3 separate regions of the Homo sapiens genome follow, and all the other regions are linked to region 3. Evidence: chromatin loops called from intact Hi-C (ENCODE). Cell type or tissue: PC-3. All regions are shown on one strand. Each heading gives the region's core, and the rest is flanking DNA. Links, peaks and the distances in the headings are about the cores only.

Region 1 (7,702 bases), core at 1,550-6,549, 230 kb before region 3:
ACTAGGAATGAATGCCAGCACCACACTTCCTGTACAGCCTGCAGAACCCTGAGCCAAAGTAAACCTATTTTCTTCACAGATACCCAGTCTCCGGTATTCTGTTATGGTAACATAAATGAACTAATACATTTGGTTTCCTCATTTGTGTTATGGATACAATAATATCTATCTCCAGGTTTTGTTGCTTAATAAGCTAATAATATATACAGATCACACACTGTAAGGTTTCACACATAAAAAATACTTAATCAGTGGTAGAGAGTGATGTCACCAAAATGGTGGAGTAGAAGCAATCTGGCTTTACTCTCTCCCACTGAAAATCAAAATCAAATACCCAGCACCTAGATTATCACCAGCAATATCCCAGAACTCAAATGTGAGGATGAGAAATTCCCTGGGGCCACAGAGATGTAAAAAAACCCTGAGCAAATGGTAAGAGCAGACTCCTATATCTACAACACACCTCCACCAGTAAGTGGGGGCTGTTACTAAGGAAAAATAGGGCCAGATGTAATGGCTCACACCTGTAATCTCAGCACTTTAGGAGTCTGAGGCAGGTGGATTGCTTGAGCCCAGGAGTTCGAGATGACCTGGACAACAAAGTGAGACCCTGTCTCTACAAAAAAATCAAAAAATTTGCTAGGCATGGTGGCGTGCACCTGTAGCCCCAGCTACACAGGCTGAGACAGGGGGATCACTTGAGCCCAGGAGGTCAAGGCTGCAGTGAACCTTGTTCACACCACTGTACTGTCACTTGTCATCATCCTGGTGACTGAGCAAAAAAAAGAAGAAAGAAAGGAAAATAGTATAAAATAAATAAACAAAAGAATCAGGCAAATCTCTTAATTGATGTTGAAATGACAGACGCGTTGCCTCAAGAGCCTCTCTCTTGCACCTTTCCCTGTCTTCTAAGATATGGTAGCTATCCATTCTTCAACAAGTGCTGGTCGAACAGATACTATGTGCTAGGCACCACACCAGCTGCTAAGAGCAGCATTAAAACAATGAGTAATCAATGGGTATGAGTTTCTTCTGTGGTGATAAAAATGTTCTAAAATTGATTATGTTGATGGTTGCACGCAGCTGTGAATATATTAAGACATTGACTTGTACACTTTAAATGCGTAAATTAATTGTATGACATGTGAATTATATCTCAATTAAACTGTTAGTTTTTTAAAAAAAGAAAGGAACAATAGACCTGAGTCAACCACATTCTATCTGTGTGATTTTGGGCAAGTCACCTGACATCTTTGCTTCAGTTTTCTCTTTTGAGAAGTAGGAATAATAAAAGAACTACTTCATGGGGTTTCAATGAGGATTAAAAGAGAAGACATCTGTAAGGTGCTAGTTAGCACTTGGTATGTAATAAGAGGTCCATAAATGTTAGCCAACATCATCACCCTCATCTTTATTAGTATATAATGCTAAAATAGGAATATACACAGTAGTATGAGAAAAAAAGAGGAAGGAGTTCTTAGTCAAACTGGATGGGAAAGTGAAGAAGTGATGGAAGAGGAGATGGCATTGAAGCTGAGTAAGAATTCATCAGTACAAGAGGATGTGAAGGGTATTCCTGGAGGAGGAAACAGCATGAGCAAAGGCATGGGGGTGAGAAATAGCATTATTAAGGTAATGAGCGACTAGCAGTTTTGTATAAAGTGTAAGGCCAGCAACTCGGACTTTACTGTGAGGACAATAAACCTCCAGAGGGAAGCAACATGGCAAGTTGGCATCCCAGAATGGTCACTCCAGTGGAGAGGATGAATGTTAGGGAATGCAGGACAGAAATGGCAGAGGAGTTAGGAGTGAGAGATACAACAATTCAAGCGAGAGATGGTAATGGCTACAACTTGGACTTTGAGTCAAGAGTATCAAGTATCAAGGCCAGGGCTCCTTTGGTCGTAAGTGACAGAGTCACTCATAACGTCAGGGAAGGCGTAAACTCCAAGGCAGGGGCTTCAGTCTAGTCAGGCATCCCAGAAACCAGAACTGGAACTGGAAAACCAGGAGGCAAGGTGATTCTCTTTCAGTTTTCTCTCTCAGCATCCCTGCCTCCCATACTTGGGCTGCACTGGCTTCTTTTGACTGAAGCACTTCCTCTGTTACTCCTGGTTTCTGCCTTCCCATATCTTCTCCTTCAGTGTGGCCCAAGAGTAATCTCCACCCTTGTGCTACCTGAACTGCCACCTTCAGAGGCCACCACCAGCTGCCTTCTTCCCTCTGTGTCACTGGATTCCAATTTCTGAGATAGAATCTGAATGGCTCAGCTCATCCTTTTGAACTTGCCTTAGGACAGTTCAGGAAAGTCATAGGTCAAGGACCAGCCCAGAAATGAGGGTGGAGGCTGTCTACAAAGTAGAAAACGGAGTCATTATAAGTAGCAGGTTTCTGCTCAAGGATTCATCTTACAGGCACCTGAAATATGTCTCATATAATAGGCCTAGAGGGGAAGGGATACATTTAAAATTTATTAGGCAATAAAACCAGCATTATTAGGTAATTGTTTGAATGTGGGAGGGGAGTTGACCCGGAGGCATGGATGACATCAGGGGTTGGCTTGGGTAACTGGTTGATCTCTCAGCTCCACTTTCCCCTGTGTTGGGACTGTTTTCAGGTTCTCAAGAAGCTTTTCCCTTGATTGAGTTAGGGTCTGCAGGAAACGAATGGCACTCTCACACTGGAACATTGGAAGAGAGTTTAATAGGAGGAAAATGGGGCAGGGTATAGTGTAACCATGAGGGACGGGGCAGTACCATGGGGCCAGAAACAGCGTGTGATGTCCAGCCCTAGCCCTGAAGGGTGAGGAAAGGGGCAGTTATTGGAATCTAGAAAGGGAGGACTGTTTCAAGAAGCCTGCGCGATGGGAGCCATGGACTTTTGTGGAGGACACAGACAGCCTGCGGCAAAGTTGCAGCAAGGGAATGGCGGGGGAAAGAAATGCTCTGACCTGGCTCTTCTCCCTCCCTCTGAAATCCTGCCCTGGCTCCTCAAGGGCTAAACCCAACAGGAAAACATAGAGCAAGGAAGCCCACTGATGTAGTCTACACCGCCTCCCTGGGGTGGGGAGAAGGTGCGGAGGAGCCGAGTCAAGAGGTCCAATACACGCCTCACGGTGGGGCTCACATCCAGCTCGCAACAATCCGCTGGAAGAAGCCACTACTTTCTTGATAGCCTCTATACAAAAGCCACGGAATTGAACCTCGATTGTTCAGATTCCGTCCCTGGACCAATCACTGCAGCTGAAGGGGGTTACTGCTCTGATTGGCTAAGTTCTGAGATGCAGAAGGGTGAATCTTCAAAGAAAATCAGGGTGTTGTTAACTATCCAGATAAAAAGAACACTACTGCACATAATGGGGCTCCTTGAGAACTTTTGAGAGGAGTTTATCAATCCTGCTGGAGAGATGGGTGGGGGTGGGGGAAGAGACCAGAGTGCATCCGTGAAGAGGTGAACCCAGTCATAAGAGATAGAGACATCTCTCTTCAAGCTTCACCTTTTTATTTTGTTTGTTTATTGTGACAGAGTCTCGCTCTGTCGCCCAGGTTGGAGTGTTGTGGCGCGATCTCAGTTCACCACAACCTGCGCCTCCCAGATTCAAGCAATTCTCCTATCTCAGCCTCCCAAGTAGCTGGGATTACAGGCGTAAGCCACTGCGTCCAGCCCAGCCTCACCTTTTTAAACAGGGATGAATCAACCATCTGTGGCTCCAGCACTCACCAGCAAGTTGTTAAACAAGTTCAGCCTTCTTGTCAAGAGTGCAGACCCCTCGTTGGCAGCAAAGACCACCAAGCCCTGCTTCATGAATTCATTCCTTGCAGTTAGACCTAGAAGCGACTTCTCTGGACCCACTGAAGTTTGCTGGAAGGTGCCACCTAGTGGAACAATAGAGGACCTACCGCTTGGACAAAAAGAAACCTTAGCAGGATTTTAGAGCCCTGAGAGCCATGTTGGAGCAGTGGTTCTCTCAAACTTGGCTACAAATTGGAATCATGTAGGGATGGCTGAGTCTGACTCCCAGAGATTCTGACTTAATTGGTCTGGGATGCAGGTTAAGCATCCAGAGCTTTTAATGGTCCACAGGTGATTCTAATGTGTAGCTAAGGTTCAGACTACCGGGTTATAGAGTATCCAATCCTCTTACTTTACAGAGGTGCCCACAGACTGCAGCCGTTCTTCCAAGAGTCTCAAACTCCTAGGAAGCCCCCTTTGGTCCTGTGCCCCACCACCTCTCTGTGTTTTGTATACCTTTTTTTTCTTTTGTACAAAAATGAAAAGTAATTAAACAGAAAGCACTCTCGTTTACCAAGCCCTGATACTTTCATGGCAGTGCCAGGAGGAGGATGGCTCCCTATACACCTGATATTTGTATCTGACCCTACTGGCTAATGCTCTGTTTGAGATGGGTCCACCCAATGACATAGTATATTTATTCTTTGTTTGAGATTTGTGGCCTTCTCTGTTTGCTCTTTCAAAGTGTATCCTACTTGAGGTACTTTTGATATCTACTGTCTTGATTCAGTGGTGTTCCTTTATAGTTGACAGGATTGATTTAATTGGCATCTCATTGTGGAAATGACAAAGTAGGGTCTGGGAGAAAAAGAGAAAGGGAGACAGGCAGTTCCCATCTAGAGGTCATTTCAAATAGGTGTTGGGGCTCAGAAAAGGACACCCCAAAATATGGCACTTTTGCATGCTGACTCCTTTGAACTAAGGAGACTGACAGCCCTCAGAAATAAGCTTCAGAAGTAGAGGAATTAATGTCTTAGACTCCTTCTCTGAAATCTATGTTAACCAGAGAGGAGGAGCTCCTTCTGCAGGAGAGGAAACTAAAAGTCTCCAAGCCCAGATACCACACACAGACAGACTTTTCACCTGTTCTTTCAACTACTCTTCTGAGGGTTGTTACCTGAGAGACTTTATCTGCATAATAAGACAACCTTTGTTCACAGTGCAATTCTGCCCCCCGCCTTTTCATAACTTGTCACCACCTCTGAGGAACTTTGTCCCAGGTTATTGTCTGTTCTCCAGGCTCATTCATCTCCCTTAAAAATCATTTACTCTTCTTCTAAAATTGCCTACATCCCCCACTTTATTCTTTCTTATGATGAGGGTATTTAAGCTTCAACCATCTGGCCCTTCTTTGAGTTTCATATTTTGTGTGGCTCCCATGCAAATGGCACATTAATAAATGTGTAGGTCTTTTCTCCTGTTAGTTTGTCTATTACCAGTTTATTTTGGAGACTTAAAGACTCAAACTTTCAGAAGGGGAGGGAGAAATTCCCTTCACCCCTACATAGGCATCCTGCAAACCCTTTCTTTGCATTCAAAATAGGAGTTGAAGTGCCACTAGATGCAGAAACTGGATTGAATCCCAAGTGGTGTTCCATGTCTGCCCCCACTTTTCCCATCCTACCTTGCAGGATTTAGTCACAGAATTTTGAAATTAAAAAAGACCTTAAAGAGCATCCGGTTCAACTGCTTTATTTAATACAACCATGTTCTGTGTTTATCTAGACATCTCTCCTTCCTGCTGCCATTACACTCACAAACCCACACATGATAAACCTGAAGCTCAGAGAATTTGAGTGACCTGTCTGAGATCACACAGGAAGCTAGAAGCAAAGTCTAGGCTGATTGAGGCTGACCAGGTACAGGTGGGGAAATTTCAGCTCCAGGAATTTTTTTCTCTTCCTCTGTATTATAAGTTTGAGCCTTGTTAAATGACCAACCTGGCGCAGATAGAAATTTGGGTCATTGAGACTAGTGTTAATGAGTTTTCTGAATACAGATTTTAAAGAGGTGGGTGTAGGATTATTAATTAATTGACTGATCGATTCATTTATTTCTCAGATGTTTGTTGAGCGCCTATTTTGGGGTAGGTACTGTGCTAGGTATTGGGGATATGCCAGGGAATGAAAACACACATGGCAAGTGTGAAAGGAAAACAGACTTTGGGACCCCAAAACCACAAAGCCAAAGGGAAAAGTCAAGCTGGGAACTGCTTAGGGAAAACCTGCCTCCCATTCTACTCCCACACAGATAGCATTTCCCTGATGAAATATGATGTGGAATATTTTTTTTTTTTTCTCAGACGGAGTCTCACTCTGTCACCCAGGCTGGAGTGCAGTTCCATGATCTCGGCTCACTGCAATCTCTGCCTCCTGGGTTCAAGCGATGCTCCTGCCTTAGCCTCCTGAGTAGCTGGGATTACAGGTGCATGCCACCACGCCTGGCTAATTTTTGTATCTTCAGTAGGGATGGGGTTTCACCATGTTGGTCAGGCTGGTCTTGAACTCCTGACCTTGTGATCCGCCCGTCTTGGCCTCCCAAAGTGCTGAAATTACAGGTGTGAGTCACTGCACCCGGTGATGTGGAGTATCTTTTTAATGTGCTTGCTTGTATAAACCAAAAAGTATCTGAGACAAGTCTCAATCAATTTAGGAAGTTTATTTTGCTAAGGTTAGGGACGTGCCTGTGACACAGCCTCATGAAGTCCTAACATGTGGCCAAGGGAAATGCAAATTAAAACAGTGAGATACCTCTACACACCTGTTAGAACGGCCAAAACCCATAACACTAACAGCACCAAGAGCTGGCAAGGATGTGGAACAATGGAAACTGTCATTCATTGCTGGTGGGAATGAAAAACGGTATAGTCACTTTAGAAGCCAGTTTTCCAGTTTCTTGAAAAACTAGAAAAACCCTTACCATATGATCCAGTAATTGAATTCCTTAGTATTTACCCAAAGGAGTCAAAAATTTATGTCTACACAAAAACCTGCACATTGATGTTTGTAGCACCTTTATTCATAATTACCAAAACTTGGAAGAACCAATATGTCCTTCAGTAGGTGAACGGACAAACTGTGTTACATCCAGGCAATGGAATATTATTCAGCACTAAAAAGAAATGAGCTATCAAGCCACAAAAGGACACACGGAAGGACCTTGAATGCATATTGCTAAGTGAGAGAGGCCAATCTGAAAAGGCTACTCCATACTGTGTAATTCCAACTATATGACGTTCTAGAAAAGGCAAAACTATGCAGACAGTAAAAAGATCAGTGGTTGCTGGGTTAGGGTAGGAAGGATGAATAAATGGACACAGAGGATTTTTAGGGCAGTAAAACTGAGGCAGGAGAATAAGGCCTGGAGGCAGGGAACCTAAGGACTTCGTAGAACTAAATCAAACTGAAAAAGCCCAACTTTCTAAGACCAAGTAAATAACTTTGTAACTCTACTTCTGCTATGACAGGAAACATCCTCTTCATTTGCATAGGATGTACACCAAGTAAATAACTTCGTAACTTCACTTCAGCTTCTTCATTTACATAGGGTATACACCAAGTAACCAATGGGAAACCTCTAAAGGGTATTTAAACCCCAGAAAACTCTGTAACCAAGCCCTTGAGCTGCTTGTTCGGGCCCCCTCCCACCCTGTGGAGTGTGCTTTTGTTTTAAACAAATCTGTTTTCTTGCTTCATTCTTTCTTTGCTTTGTGCGTTTTGTCCAATTCTTTGTTCAAAACACCAAAAACCTGGATACCGTCCACCAGTAACAAAACTACTCCGTATGATACTATAATAGTGGATATGTCATTATACATTTGTCCAAACCCATAGGAGGTATAATACCAAGAGTGTATCCTAATGTAAACTATGGATTTTGAGTGACAATGATAATGTTAATGCAAGTTCAT
Region 2 (7,702 bases), core at 1,550-6,549, 71 kb before region 3:
TACCACTTATCACAGGTGGAATTAAAATACATATTTGTGTGAACATTGGTGTGTTGTGTGCCTCCCCTACTAGACTGTCTATTTTGATTGCAGGGACTACCACATTGGTCCTGTTCACCACTGATCCCAGCTCCTTAGGCATACAGTAGGTGCTTACTACGTGTTTGATGAACCAGAGCCTGGTTCTCCAGTTTTCTTAGTACTTCCACCCTGGAAGTACTAACAGTAAGCCTTGAGCACACTATATGAGATTTATCTGTGTCCACAAAGCGAGGCCTATGAGCCTGCTGGTGGTGGGGGTGTGCCTTCCTCATCCCATAGTCCTGCTGTTTGGCAGAGAGCCTGGCAATATCTATATCTTTGATCCTGGCCCTGCTACATACTATCTCTGTGACCTTGACCCAGTCACTTCCCCTTTCTGAGCTTTAGTTCCCTCATCTATAAAATGGGATCACAATAGTACCTACGACCTCTTAGGTGGCTGTGACTGTCAAATTAGTTAATAGATGTCTATCAAGTGCTTAGGACAGTACCTGGCACAGAGTGAACATTAAAGATAGACATCTGAGCTTGTTATCATTTCTGTTGTGGACATTCCTTATGGTTGGTGTGCAGGAAGGGGAGTCAGGGATGAGTATACAGAGGTGCATGTACAGGACGGATGTGTGGGTGCAGGTATGTCTTTCCTTTCTGTAGGGAAGAAGATTTTTGCAAACTGTAAAACACTGAGCAAACAGTCTCTGGTCTCAACCTCCGCCTAAAATATGTCCCTGTCCCTTCACCCCTCTCTTTATAATAGCAGCCCCCATTTTGGGGAGAAGCTCAATATGCCAGGCCCATATATTCTCTCATTTATTCTTGACAGCAGCCTCTGAGGGAAGCCTTGGGGTCCCTCCTTTCAGATGAGGTGCCCAAGCTAAGTAATTCGCCCAGAATCACAGGCCATGGAGCAGTACCCCTAGGTCTGTGGATTCAGCACCCAGACCCTGGGTCCTCTTCTGCCTCTTGCTCCCTCTCTTCTGCTTTCTGTTTCCCAGTCTCCTCTCCCAGCCTCATCCTTCTCCCAGCATGAGCTGCCACCCACAGGCCAAGGGCTCACAGCTGGGCAGCAGAAAGGGAAAAAAATGAGCGAACTGCTCAAGTGATTGATTTTCTGCAGCATAAACAGCCTCCACCACCTGGGGACAAACACCTGAGCCTTCCCTCAGGTACGGGCTGCCTGCTCTGAGCAGGCTCCTTGTTGTACTCCTTCTCAGGGCCACAGCAGTGGCAGTGAGGGCTGCGCTCACTTTCTCACACTCCCCAAAGACCCAGCCACAGCAGGGCTCTCTGTCCTGGAGCACAGCACACACCATGCTCTGTCCTGCCTTGGGATCCTGTGCCCTTCCTCTGCCTGAACGCCCTCTTCCCAGTTCTTCCAATGGCTGGCTCGCCTCATCCCATCATCATTTAGGCTGCACCACTACCATTATTCACCATGCTGCATGCGCGGTTACATGGCTGTTTGTTGAGCTGTTTATTCATTGTCGGTCTTCCCCCACTAGACCACTTGTGGTCTGGAAGGAGGTGATTAGTAAATGTTTGTGAATGAGTGAATAGATGCATGAGGAGGGAGGGAGGAAATGTATGGCAGCTACCCATGCATACAGAAAACCATCACCAGCAGCAGGGCCATCTTCATCCAGCAAGACAGATGTGGCTGTGGAAGACACTGCAGTTCTTGCAGTGACTGGTGCTGGCCCGCATCTGTGTTTTCAGGCTCGGGTCCCTGTATGTAACCTGTTTTTCTGAAGCACCAGCTGCCCTGGGGTTGGGCTTGTAGCACTCAGCAGGATCCCCCTCTGGGTATCACAGGGCATCCGTCCTTCAGACATGGAATAAACCAGACCTCAGCCAGATTCAAAACAAGCATCTCTCCTTGTTCAGTTAGAAAAGAATTTCAAGATCATCTAGGCCCGTGACTTTGTGCCTGCTCCTCAGAGCAGCAGAGGCCCCAGAGAAGTCTCAGGAAACGCTGTGAGAAGTATGGAGAACCTCACAGGCACATGTGGGGTTCAGGTGCCTCTCCTGGTGTGGTCTGTATTTACTTTCTGAAAAAGTGTTCACTAGGGGGAGTTACACTGCTAAAAGAAGTATATGAAAACCACTGTGTAACTCAACCTGCTCATTTTACAGATGGGAAGCCCGAGGCCTGGAGCAGTAGGCAGACTTAACCAGGAGCACACAGCCAGCTGGTTGCAAGAGAGGGACAAGACCCCATATCTGGGCCACAGTGCAGCCTTGTCCCCACTCGCCTTGGGTGGTTAAGTGACACATCTGCAGAAACACGTTATTCCTTTCTATTTCCAAGGGCACTTCTTAATAAATTACTTTCCCATTGTATTACGGTGCAAACTTTTTGCCGAAAAGAATTCATTATCAAACATGATTAGTCCTGACCTATAATGGTTTGTACCTCTAAATATCCCAATTTCCTCAGTGTACATAGTGGTAAAGATAACAGAATAACCCCCTCCCCCACCAGTAAAGTATAACAGTCTTGACAAAGAAAAGGTACACTTCATAACAAGATCATTCTCTAAGTGCATCTGTTTCTCCAGAGAGCAAAAATATTAATTCAATGTGGTGCCATACCCAATCCTAAAAAGATAGAGAAGAAAAATAATACTGTCCCATTTCACAGATGAGAATGAAAACCGAGGCCCCCTGATCACTGCCCCCTTTTCTCAACCAATTAGGCACCCAGCCCAGAGGAGGACTCCCACCTCACACCCTTCAGACTTGCACCTCAGCTGTCATGTTTTGCAGCCTGCATTTTTCAGAAAAGCAATCATTATTCTTGTTTCAAGAAGAAATTCTCAAGGCAGCTTTGGAAGAAAACTTACTCAGCAGTGATTGTTTTAAAAACGAGATTTGGGAGAAACAATTTCAGAATTATGGAGAGGCCTGTCTAAAGTACGGCAAATATGGACCATCCTACAAGATAGATTTCTCTGGGCTGCATTAGCAGAGGCTGTTCTCAGAGCTGAAATTCATAGATGCTAACTACAAGCTAGATTGGCACTGCCTAGGAGAAGGCATTTTCCTCTGAAATGAATCTCCTCCAGGATCCTCAGGGCAACTAATTGTAATTCAGCTAAGGGTCGAGACCTCAGGTAGGAGACAAAATTGGAGCAAATGAATTCTCGAAATAAGATCCAGAGCTTTGTGCAGGCAGCATCAAGGACTCGAGTGGAAGCAGAAGCTGACACCAGAATAATCCTGGCCCTGCTTACAAATAGAACACTGCACTTTGCCAGGGGTCTCCACAAGCTCTTCAAATGCATGAGCTTTGCTCGAGGATTAGGAGAACATTGAGGTGTTTTTGCACATGTGGAAGGGAAAGATGGGCGTATAGGCTGGCAGACCTGTCCCCGGGTTGCACTGCCTGGGTGGCATGTTTTTATGAGGAAAAACAAGAGAGGTCTTGTTAATTTGTTTGTTTTTATTCCTTTCTCCTTAGCCTCTCCACTTTCAAACAGTGTTGTTTTTCCAGAAAAATTAGTTATGTGGTAATGGAAAGAATTACTGTGTTTGGATTAACTAGAGGCTGCCCGGAATGATGAGGTACAAAAGTGACAGGCTATGGTATGATCTCATTGACAGCATTTTCTCCAGCTCAACTGCCTTTCTACAAACAAACACATGTAGGAAATGGTTCCCAGCAGAAGTTCTTAGCAGGTGTTTGCAGAGCTGTTGAAAAGTTGTTGCAGTGATTGGTGCTGGAAGGAGTATAGACAATGCTGGGCCCGTTAGTTCACATGGTAGTGAGCTCACCTCACCCATGAGGCCAGGGTCAATAGTCCTCTTCCCATAACGGGCTTATTAACTCTGACCTGCACTCTCACACCATGCCAGTCATGGGAACACATCACGGAAATCCATTTTGCCCCATCCCTCTTTGCATTTCAACACATCACTCTTGACACTGCCCAATAAACCTCTATTCCCCATTTCTTGTCTTCTCTCCAGCAGCCTTAGTTTGCTTCTGACACCACCACAACTTGTTAGCATGGCCATTTCCCACTTACAGTTTATTGCTTGGGTTCTTTCGCCTTTTTGAGTTCTTTTGCTGCTTATTTTGTTTTTCTCTACATCTGTTCTGATTTATCAAAGTAATTCATATTCATGTATTCAGCAGTATTCATGACATGACTCTGTGCCACATGCTGTACTTTGTGCTATGATATAAGAGGAATCAAATAGGCTTCCCTCGACAGCTCCAGTAGGCCTAGAGGAGGTAAGGGGCAGTTGTAAGACCGTGAGACCATGAAATACGTGCTACCTGGTGAAAGTCCAGGCAATGTAGAGTACAGAGAACAGCAGGGCAGACTTTCTGGAGAAAATTCCAGCGAAATTTAATCCAAAGTGTTGTAGATATTACTCCCTGGGGTTAGGGAAGGGAAGAATGTTCCAGGCAGAAAGAGCAGGACAAGCACAGGCTGGGAGTCGAGGAGAAAATGTGGGAAATGCAGGAAGAGCCATCCATAACCTTATCACTTGGAGGCAATTAGTATTAATATTTAGGCTTTTTGCCCCAGTGTTTTTTCTTTTAATAGACCTTATTTTTTAGAACAGTTTAGGTTCCCAACAAAACTAAGTAAAAAGTAGGTAGGTCCATGGCCATACTACCCTGAACACACCCAATCTCATCTGAAAGTACAGAGAGTTCCCCACTGTCAAAATCCCATACCATAGTGGTACATTTGTTACAATCCCTGAACCCACATCAATACATCACTTTCTCCTAAAATCCATAGTTTATATTAGGGTTCACTCTGGTGTTGTACATTCTATGGATTTGGACAAGTGTAAAATGACATATATCTACCATATGACGTATAGCATCATACAGAGTAGTTTCACTGCCCTAAAAATCCTCTGTGCTCCACCTGTTCATCCCTCCCTTTCCCTAAACCCTGGCAACCACCAATCATTTTACTGTCACTGTAGTTTTGCTTTTTCCAGAATGTCATGTAGTTGGAATCATACAGTATATAAAACCTTTTCAGATTGGCTTCTTTCACTCACAAATATGCACTTAAGATTCCTCCATGTCTTTTTATGGCTTGATAGCTCATTTCTTTTTAGTGCTGAATAACATTCCATTGTCTGGGTATACCACAGTTTGTTTATCCATTCACCTACTGAAGGACATCTTGGCTGCTTCCGAGTTTTGGCAAATATTAGTAAAACTACTATGAACATTTGTGTACAGGATTTTGTGTGGACATAAATTTTCAGCTCACTTAGGTAAATGCCAAGGAGTGTGATTGCTGGATCATTTGGTAAGAGTATATATAGTTTTATAAGAAACTGCCAAATTGTCTTCCAAAGTGGCTGTACCATTTTGCATTTCCACCTGCAATGAATGAGAGTTCCTGCTGTTCCACCTCCTCGTCAGCATTTGATATTGTCAGTGTTTTGGATTTTGTCAATAGCTGCTTAGTGGTCTCTCACTTTTATTTTCACTTGAATTTTCTAATGACATATGATATAGAGCATCTCTTTGTATGCCTATCTGCCATTTGTAAATTTTCTTTTTGTTCTCAGTGTTTTATAATTTCTGTTTTCTTTTTCCTACCCTCCCAATTCCCCTCCAGTCCCACCCCACTGAGGAAATTCATGTTTGCAGTCTGGTATGTATCATCCCAGACCATTCTGTATAATCATACTAACATATAGTAACATGTAATAAAAAGAACTCATGTTTATCGAGCTTCTACTGTGTGCTAAGTGCATTCACTCTTTTATTATCACAGCACTATGGTAGGTTCTGTCATGCCTAGTGTGAAAACCATACTGGCCTCAATGATATCAGACCTCTTCTTTCTACTTATAAATTTAATATTTTTGTCCCTATTTTACAGATGATGAAACTGGGACACAAGTAAGTTGCTGATGTGTACTTAGCTCAAAGAGACAGAGCTTTGATTTAAAACCATCCATTCTGATTCTAGAACCTTTACTCCTAAGCTTTACATGCTTTTTCCCCCATTTATTAGGATCATACTGTATACGTTACTTTACAACTATTTTTTTAAAAGACACATTTATTCAGCGTCATGATCAGACTATTACATTTAGCAATCAACAGCATGGGTGCAAAAAAAAATCAACATTAAAACCCTTTGTTCGAATGCTTTACACTTTCCACAGAACAGGGACTAAAGTAACCTGTTATACAGTTAATCACAAATACAGTCCTTGAGTTTTTTGCCCATACACATGAATATTTGTCTAAAACATGTCTTCTTTGTAGCAGCTGGGCTCTGCCACCATTGTGCTTGGCTGAGTTCACAAATCTGATATAACCTGTAGCTTCCCCGTCACTTCTCTGGCTATCCTCTCCTGCTAAGCTTTGTTTTCTTGCAGTAATTAAAATCTCCTGCCACTGCCATGGCTACTGCTGGTACTAGAACTGCCATAGGCACCTTGGTTTCATGGTTTGGCGAAGTATTGGCCTCCATCACCATAGAGGCCAGAGCTTCTGCCTCTAAAGTTTCCTCCCTTCATGGGTCCAAAATTTGAAGACTGATAGTTGTAATTGCCAAAATCATTGTAGCTTCCATCACCTCCAGAATCGCTTCCATCATTACCAAATCCATTATAGCCATCCCCACCGCCACCATATCCACCACCACCATGGCTGCCACCAAAGCCACCACAACCACTGAAGTTTCATCCATGACCAAAGTTGTCATTCCCACTAAAACCACCTCCACAACCACCACCAAAGTTTCCAGAGCCACTTCAGCCTCTTGGGCTGGATGAAACACTAGGTATCTCTTGCTTTGACAGGGCTTTCCTAACTTTACATTTGTGGCCATTCACAGGATGGTATTTCTGAATGACAGTCTTATCCACGGAGTCATGGTCGTCAAAGGTTACAAAGGCAAAGCCCCTTTTCTTGCCACTGCCTCGATCAGTCATGATTGCAATCACTTCATTTTTCCATACTGTTCAAAATAATCTCTTAGGTGATGTTCTTCAGCATCTTCTTTAATGCCACCAGCAAATATCTTTTTCACAGTTGAGTGGGCACCTGGTCTTTGAGAATCGCCTCTTGAGACAGCTCTCTTTGGTTCTGCAACTCTTCCATCCACTTTGTGTGGCCTTGCATTCATGGCTGCATCCATCTTCTCCACGGTGGCATAGGTGGCAAACCCACAGCCCCTGGAGTGCTTGGTGCTTGGATCTCTCCTTACCACACAATCTCTGACCATTCCCCATTGCTCAAAATGCTCAAAAATTTGAGGCTGAGATTTGAGACCTCAGGCTCTCATCAGTTGTTTCAAAGCTCAACCCTCCAATGAAAAGTGTCCTCAGCTGCTCGGGCTCTTTAGCAGACTCTGACTTAGACATGATGGCAGTGGGAGGAGACTTTAATGGTGCTTCCTCAGTGGCGCCCATGGGCAGAAAGCTACAATTTTTTTTTTCTGTTAATGTATCACAGCCATCCTTCAGGTCAGTAGTAGAAACAGAGCAAACCCATTTGTCTTTTAATAGCTAGATAATATTCCATAGTGGGAATCTACATTTAGTCCCTTTTTATGGGCACTTTGTGAAGTGAACATTTAATCATATGCAACTTTGCATCCTGGTTTCTTTCACTTAACTTTTTACAGTCCCTTCCCCTTGTCATTGTGAAATGACTACCCAT
Region 3 (7,702 bases), core at 1,458-6,457:
ACGACTGCAAGAGCCTCCCGGGCCTACTCTCCCTGAGGCCTGCCCCATCAGGCTGTTCTCCACCCCACTGGCAGAGTCATCTTTGTAAGATGTAAGTGGATTGTGTGTCTCCCTCACTGAAGACCTTCTGTGAAGACTCCTTGTTCTGCCCCGTGAGGGCCCTGCGGGAGCCCTGCCCGCGTCTCTGGCCTCCCCTCCCATCCCTCTTCCCCTTTCTCCCTCTGCTCCTGCCCTGGCTTTCTTTTTGATTATGCCAAGCTTGGCCCTGCCCTGGTGCCTTTGCACTTGCTCTTCTCCCACCCGTTCCCTTGCCTTTACTTTCACCTTCTTGGTTCCACCTCAAACATCCCTTCCGAAGTGAGGCTTTCCCTGACTGGGGAGCATAAAGTAGCATCTCTCACATCCCATACACCCCTACAACGAATCTATGCAATGGCCCTGCTCTGCCATCGCCACCTGAAACCATCTCCCATGTTAGTTACCTATGCCAGGAAAAATTACCCCCAGAATCCATCTTAACACAATACACAGTTATGATGGCAGCGCTTCCCTAGGCCAGGGATTTGGGAGTGGCTTGGTTTGATAGCTCCACCTTGGGTCTCGCATAGGAGAATAGTCAGGCCATGAGCCAGGGCCGCAGTCATCTGCAGGCTTGACTGTGACCACGACCTCTGCTTCTTGGTGGCTCACTGACCTGGCTGGCAAATTAGTGCTGTGGGCAGGAGGCCTCAGCTCTCACCGCATGGACCTCTCCACAGCATGGCTGGGGTGTCCTCAAACATGGCAGCTGGCTCCTCCAAAGCCAGCGGTCCCACAGAGAAAGGTGGAAGCCACGGCATCTTTATGACCGTCATTTCTGCAGTATCCTGTGGGTTACACAGGTCAGTCCTCATGTGACTCACTGGGAGGCATCTACACAGGGGCACAAATACGAGGAGGCAGGGATTGTGAGGCCACTTCGGAGGCTGGGGCCTCGGCTGACTGATTCACTGCTGTGTCCTGAGTATGCACCAGATCTTGTGCTAAACCCTTTTACACACAATATCTCATCTTCCAGTCCTGCCTCCTCTATTTCTTTACAGGAAACTGAGTCTCAGAGAAGTTAAGTACCTTAATCAAAGTCATAAAGTGGGTAAGTGGCTGAGCCAGGATTCAAACCCAGGCCTGCCAAGGAGGGTCTGTGTAGGCCAAAGTCATCAAGTGGGTAAGTGGCTGAGCCAGGATTCAAACCCAGGCCTCCCAAGGAGGGTCTATGTAGGCTGGGCCCCTCAGTGGGTATGAGTCAGTATTGGCTGTACATGTTCACATTCCCAAGTTGCTATCAGACCAGTGGGCAAACTCAGGAGCTCTCTGTGATGTCAAATACTCCTCCCTGGGAGAGGGAGGCAAAGAGAACCATCAGATCCCACACTGCGGCAAGACCCAGCTGCACAGCCTAGCAAGCCAGACTCAGAGAAGGCAGGGCAGGGAGGCTGACGGAACTGCTCAGGGAGACCCAGCGAGAGGCTCATAGATCCAGGAGGAAAATAAATATGTGACAGTAAATCTACGGAACCTGTGTGCCACCTTGACTACTTATGCTGTGGCTGATGTCACTTTGTGATCACCATGGTCTTTCCCACTGATCCCCCGATGCCACCCTAGAATTCTCAACACAGCACTCCATAGTGGATTAGAGCTCAGATTCTGAAGTCAGCTAAAACAGGGTTTAAATTTTGGCTCCACCACTTACTCTGTGACCTGAGTCACATTTCTTAGCTTCTCTGAGCCTCCATTTCAGCATCTGTAAAATGTTACTACCTACTTTATAGGTTTTCTGATGAGGCTTAAGTGTGGTTGTGCATGTGACCATCTTAGCATAGTGTGTGGCAATGGTAAGCACTCAGTGCTGTCAGCTGTTTTTACCGCTGTTATTATATTACTGTGTTTTCCCATGTCATTAGGTCTGTGATCCAGGCTTCAGCAGACAATCCAGGCTGATGCTTTTGCTGAGTGCACTAAGGGATGCTGGCCTGGCGGGATGGTGAACTGGAAGCAGAAACGTCATCCTCTCTCTTCCTTCTTGCCATGCAGGTGTGGATGTGTGGGGGCCGCATGGAGGACATCCCCTGCTCCAGGGTGGGCCATATCTACAGGAAGTATGTGCCCTACAAGGTCCCGGCCGGAGTCAGCCTGGCCCGGGTAAGGTGGTGGCTTTCCTTGGCGGGTAGAAGGGGTTGGCCTAGGACCATCAGCTGCACTGAGGCACCCTGGGGCCCTAGACTGTGTTATGTGATCTCTGGGTTTGAGGATGTGCCTCCCATTCTCCAGGTGAAATCTGATTTAAAAGAACTCCCTTAAATCCCTACTTAACCATTCATTGCTATGTGACCTGGGGAGGGTTGCTTAAGTCCTCTGAACCTGTGTTTCCTCCTTTGTTTAAAGAGAGCTAATTCTTTCCAACTCCCAGCATTGCCAGGAGAATTAAGGAGGTGATACTGTTTCCCAGAGTGTGACAGAGGAGACGATCTTAGGCAGCAAACACAGGAATGTTTTCTTGTTCATGTGTTTAAGTTAATGTGGATTCTAAATTAATGTGTATTCGTGTAGCTAACCTGTAATTTCACAGATATTATTACTTAGCATACAGCTAAAGTAGGTGCAAAGTTAGACCAGAGGTGATGTAAAAAAACATGTTAGATAAATATTAATACAGGTGGTGTGGTGTGGTGTGTTTGGGAAAGCTTGCGTACTAAATTTCTGGAGGGGAAGTGGGCTTCATAAATGTCAGTGTCTTTCTCTTCTCCTCACCCCCTGTCTACTCTTACTGCCAAAACCTCTGCATGTCAAACTGTTTCATTGCCTTAAAATGGTTTCTATCAATCATTGCTTCAATTAAATTGGCCACTGGCTGCAAATGGAAATCTGTCAGCCAGAGTTTGTTTTTGGTTTGGATATTAAATGTATTCGGAAAAAAATAAATAAATCCAGGTGACCACAAAAGAAAAATGAAGAGGAGGGAGGGTCCCCAGAGGATAGAAAGAGCCTTGCGGGGAAGCTGGAAAGGACCCCCGCACAGCTTTCCCTCCGGGGAGCCTGTGAGCCCCGCCCCGGCCAGGAGACCCCGGTGCTGGCCGGGTTGGCATTAGACCGCACTGCCTCCTGTCCAGGGCGCTGCCTCCTCCTCCACTTGACAACCTTGACGTGTAGAATTGCAGCCCCCGGGACCTAGAAGAGCGTTGTCCTGTGACTTACAAGGAAAGCCGAGAGGCTCAAAGAGGCCGCGCGTCTCCCTGAGAGCCATCAGTGGGTGGGAGCTGAGCTCCGGGAAGTGTCAGGGGCCGCGTGGAGGGAAAGGAGAGCCGGCAGTGCCCTCCAGTGGTAGCAGAGCCTAACGACGCCCTCACCAGCCATCCGCGCTGCCCACAGCCCCATCCGACACGGGCGGGGGGTAGGTTCTAGGTTCAGTCCCTTGAAGCAGGAATCGCGTTCTTCTGAAAGGCCATTTGGCGATCCCTGAGGAGGGAGCCAGGCAGGAAAAGCGCACGCTCTCTCGGTACGCCCAAGACTGAGACTCTTCCGGCTACAAGGGACCATGGGGACACTCCAACTCCAGACCAGGAGCAACCCTAAAGCATTCTTTTCCTCTGCAGAGCTGTTGTTGATAAGGCTCACCTAAAAATAAAAATAGCCGGGCGCAGTGGTGTGTGCCTGTAGTCCCAACTACTCAGGAAGCTGAGGTGGGAAGATCACTTGGGCCAGGGAGGTCGAGGCTGCAGTGAGCTGTGTGTGCCACTGCACTCCAGCCTGGGTGACAAAACGAGACCATGTCTCAAAGAAAGTTTGTTGTTGTTGTTGTTGCTGTTGTTTTTTTTTTTAAAAGGCCCACCTGATAAAGAGACATTACCGCCTCCTGCTTGTTATAGAACCATTATTATAGATTAATTCAGTGGATAAGAGCTAACTGTAGTAATACTTATAAAAATTCCCTTCGAGCCAGGCATGCAAAGCATTTTACTTATCTCACTTAATTCTCACTTGTTTTTAACCCCATTTTAGGGATGGGGAACATGAAACGTGATGTTGGCGATGGAAACATTAAGTAACTAGTGCCAGAATTCAAACCTGTGTAGGTCTGACAGGTACCTGGCACATAGCAATTGTTCCTTAAACAGTGACTGCTGTTATTAGTGTTAGCATCAATATTAACAATAAAGACTGGAACATGTATTTAAAAGTCTTATCTAAATTCTGTGTTTAGGCATTTTAACGTATTTCTCTTTTACCTATCTGTACTGAAGCATCGTCCTGTGTTTGGCTTTAAGCCACTTAACAATCTGAGTGGTGCCTCATGGCTTCTTCCCCAGGGACTCTGTGATCCATCAGGTCTGATTATGTGTGGGTTCGCAGAACCACAGAGATGCCTGAATCAGGTGCGGCCTTTTATTATGGTGACTAACAACCCTCAATTACTTGCAGACCACATTTAAAATATTTGTTCAGTGGGCCGGGCGTGGTGGCTCATGCCTGTAATCCCAGCAGTTTGGGAGGCCAAGGCGGGCGGATCACCTGAGGTCAGGAGTTCAAGACCAGCCTGGTCAACATGGCAAAACCCCATCTCTACTAAAAATACAAAAATTAGCCAGGCGTGGTGGTGTGCGCCTGTAATACCAGCTACTAGGGAGGCTGAGGCAGGAGAATGGCTTGAACCCGGGAGGCGGAAGTTGCAGTGAGCCGAGACTGAGCCACTGTACTCCAGCCTGAGCGACAGAGCAAGACTCCATCTTGGGGGGAAAAAAAGTGCTCAATGTTTTAATAACCACATCCTAAGCCTTCTAGAGCATTGTCCCCTAGATGATCATTTTGATAGATTTGAGAGTTGTCCTAATAGCTCCGAGAGAGCCAGATAGAGAGAGAAACTGAGATTGTACGGACTCCGGAAGGACAAACAGCCAGACAGCCTTGAGGTAGAAGCAGTTCAGGAAGGATGAGCTGTCCACCAGCTTGCCTGCCTCAGGAACAAGTAGCCAGTCTTACATTGTTTACTAAACTTGCTGAAATCTTTCTTATCTTTGCCTCTGGAAAAAGGATCTTAGGGAAGGCAATAACAGAAACTACTCAAACTTGGTGAAACAAAAATGGAGACTTACTCCAAGGATCCAGGCAAATCTCTGTAATCCAAGCACAAGAAGTACAGTTGGGCCTCAGACGGGACTGGGACTCGGAAGTAGGAAGGTGTTGAGAGTAGAGGTATGAGGAGCCCGAAGCCCACTGAAATCCCAAGGTCCTTTTTATGTCTCTAACAAGGGGAGATGTGAGAGAAATAAGTGTAAAGTCATTTCCTTTGGTGCAAACAGTGAACTGTAGCAAAAAAGTTCAAAATCTGGGAGAAAGAGCTTTTCAAGCTGTGTCTGGAAGATACAATTATGCAATATTAATTAAAATGGTAATTATAATTAGAATTAAAATATGATGTTATTCAATCCTTTAAGAATGACACTGGTAAATTTCAGTATCATTCTTAACCAGTCTGGCCATGGTCAGAGTGTCCAGACTTGTTTTCAGTTGGAGTGAAACTACCCTCATTACCTCTGTGACTCGAGCAGGTTAGACAGTGAGCCAAAAGAGCCTGGTGGACATACTGGAAAAAGCAGAGGAAATATTGTGTTTCAGAGTGTTCATGTAGACAGTCTCTGTTAGGCCTTCAACTTCCTCTAGCACAGTTTTAAATTAAACACAGCCTTTTCTGTGCAGGGGCCTGGTGGGGATAAACACTGTTCCTGAGCTGTTTTCTAACCCACTGTGGACTCTTCAGCACTCAGGAAGAACTAGGTAGCAACAAGGAAATTCAGCTGTTTCCTGGTCCCCAACTCAGAGCCAGCAAAATGGGGGAACTGGTGAATTTTGTCTTCAGTGCGGGGGCCTCCCTCATGTTGGCTTCCTTCTCCATTACTCCAGAGTCAGCAGCCTGTTTTTGTATGGCCTGTGACCTAAGAATGGTTTTTACATTTTTAAATCATTAGAGGGAATGGGAATCAAAAGAAGAATATTTTGTGATACATGAAAATCAAATTTCAGTATCCATAAGTTTTACTGGAACCCAGCCACACCATTTATATGGTGTCTATGGCTGCTTTATAGCTACATCAGAGGTGAGACCATATGGTCTGCAAAGCCTAAGTATTTACTATCCGGCTCTTTATAGAAGACATTTAAACATTTGGGACCCCTGCCTGACCTTCTGCTCCTAGAGCAATCCTTCACACTGAGGTGCAAATGACTGATAACAGCTTAAACTGCTAACTCCCCTTTAACCTTTCAGAGGAAATTTTAGATTGCAATAGGGAAAAAACTTACGAAGGAGGTAAAACCGAAGAGTTAAAATTGGGGTGGGGGGACAACAGCCAGGGGTTGAAGAAAGATGTTTTGGAGCGGAGAATTTCCCCTGAACCCTGAAGTTTTGCTCTCAGATATATCACATATCAGAAGTTCTCACTGGGTGGGGTCTACACTGCAGATGGAATCAGGAATTTTCATCACATACATAAGAATTCCCTCTTCCTCTGTCCCCAAGTCTACTCACAAACACTTTCCTCACCTGCTGCCTCTGCTTGCCAATCATGTGGCTGTCATTTTTTAAAACTGATTATCTTTGTGCTTCATGATGAAAGTAGCAGCAACCTTTGCACCTCAAAGGATTATTAGAAATTCCAGCTGCTGATGGAATTACACCTTTTGGTTTCAAATTATAATTTGCCTTTATCACATAGCTTGGTCAAAACTCTCAGTTGAAAATGACAAAAAGCCAAATCAAATTGGCTTAGCGAAGAAAGAATATACAGGCTTCTGTAACTGGAAAGTCCAAGGTAGCTCTAGCTTCAGACATGGCTGGATTCTGGTGTTAAAAGGCGGAATGCATTCCTGGATCCAGCCCTCCGCTCTGCTTCATTCTGGGTTGATTTCATCCTTGGACAGGCTCTCCTTGTCTCTCCTTGGAGGCCATATGGCCCAGCAGCTCTGGCTGGCATCCTGTCTTACCCAGCAATCCAAGCAGAAACAGAACGATTCTTCCAATAGTTCCTGCAAAAATCCCAAGGCTGATGCCTGTTGGTTGTGATTGGTGGGGCTTAGGGAATGGGTCTGCTGTTTGACCAGCCCCTGCACCGGGGGCGCCTGTATTCACATTAGCTAGGCTGGGTCCATGCCTTTCCTCCTGCCACATGAGCTGACAGGGAGACAGGGTGGCTCCCCAGAGGAAAATCAGTGGGGGCTATCGCTAGAAGAAGATGGGATGGAAGATGGGCAGGCAAAACAACAGCAGCCTATGGGCCAACTATAAGCTGTGAAGCCCTTAAAACATGCATAATGATAAATAGAAACACAGAAGGCCTAAACTCACGGTGGGGCTGGGATTTTTGATGGAACATAAAATAAGAAGGGTTGACCTCGACCTGCCAGGACCCTTTTCACCCCACTGCCTGGCTTTGGCTTCTTGGAAAGACTGACCCCTCCATTGCTTCTTGCCCCATAGAACCTTAAGCGGGTGGCCGAAGTGTGGATGGATGAGTACGCAGAGTACATTTACCAGCGCCGGCCTGAATACCGCCACCTCTCCGCTGGGGATGTCGCAGTCCAGAAAAAGCTCCGCAGCTCCCTTAACTGCAAGAGTTTCAAGTGGTTTATGACGAAGATAGCCTGGGACCTGCCCAAATTCTACCCACCC

The links. A loop is a pair of places that touch in the nucleus more often than their neighbours do. Peaks named below come from ENCODE experiments on the same cell type or tissue, not always from the same donor. Only the 100,000 strongest peaks of a DNase experiment are listed, where the experiment ranks them.
Region 1: it touches region 3 in a loop (10-fold over the local background); 95 of 110 quality-filtered maps call a loop at or near these places.
Region 2: it touches region 3 in a loop (2.3-fold over the local background); 7 of 110 quality-filtered maps call a loop at or near these places.

Annotation. Positions count from the first base shown.
Region 1 is chr5:154,176,419-154,184,120 of GRCh38, forward strand. The region is part of intron 1 of LOC124901118 (a long non-coding RNA gene); the gene reads right to left. Among named protein-coding and RNA genes, the nearest start is that of GALNT10, 10 kb to the right of the region's middle. In PC-3, for the core only: a CTCF peak has its summit at 3,885 (motif pointing left); DNase peaks (open chromatin) are centred at 2,503 and 3,873.
Region 2 is chr5:154,331,049-154,338,750 of GRCh38, forward strand. The region is part of intron 4 of GALNT10 (polypeptide N-acetylgalactosaminyltransferase 10); the gene reads left to right. It also overlaps the pseudogene HNRNPA3P7. Among named protein-coding and RNA genes, the nearest start is that of MIR1294, 12 kb to the right of the region's middle. In PC-3, for the core only: no CTCF peak of the experiment used is centred there; no DNase peak of the experiment used is centred there.
Region 3 is chr5:154,402,031-154,409,732 of GRCh38, forward strand. GALNT10 (polypeptide N-acetylgalactosaminyltransferase 10) reads left to right here. Exons shown (of 12, transcript NM_198321.4): 8 at 2,074-2,181; 9 at 7,511-7,702. The region is part of intron 2 of SAP30L-AS1 (SAP30L and GALNT10 antisense RNA 1); the gene reads right to left. Among named protein-coding and RNA genes, the nearest start is that of SAP30L-AS1, 40 kb to the right of the region's middle. RefSeq lists a silencer at 3,314-3,363. In PC-3, for the core only: a CTCF peak has its summit at 3,384 (motif pointing left); DNase peaks (open chromatin) are centred at 3,341 and 4,391; H3K4me3 peaks cover 977 bases; H3K27ac peaks cover 1,196 bases.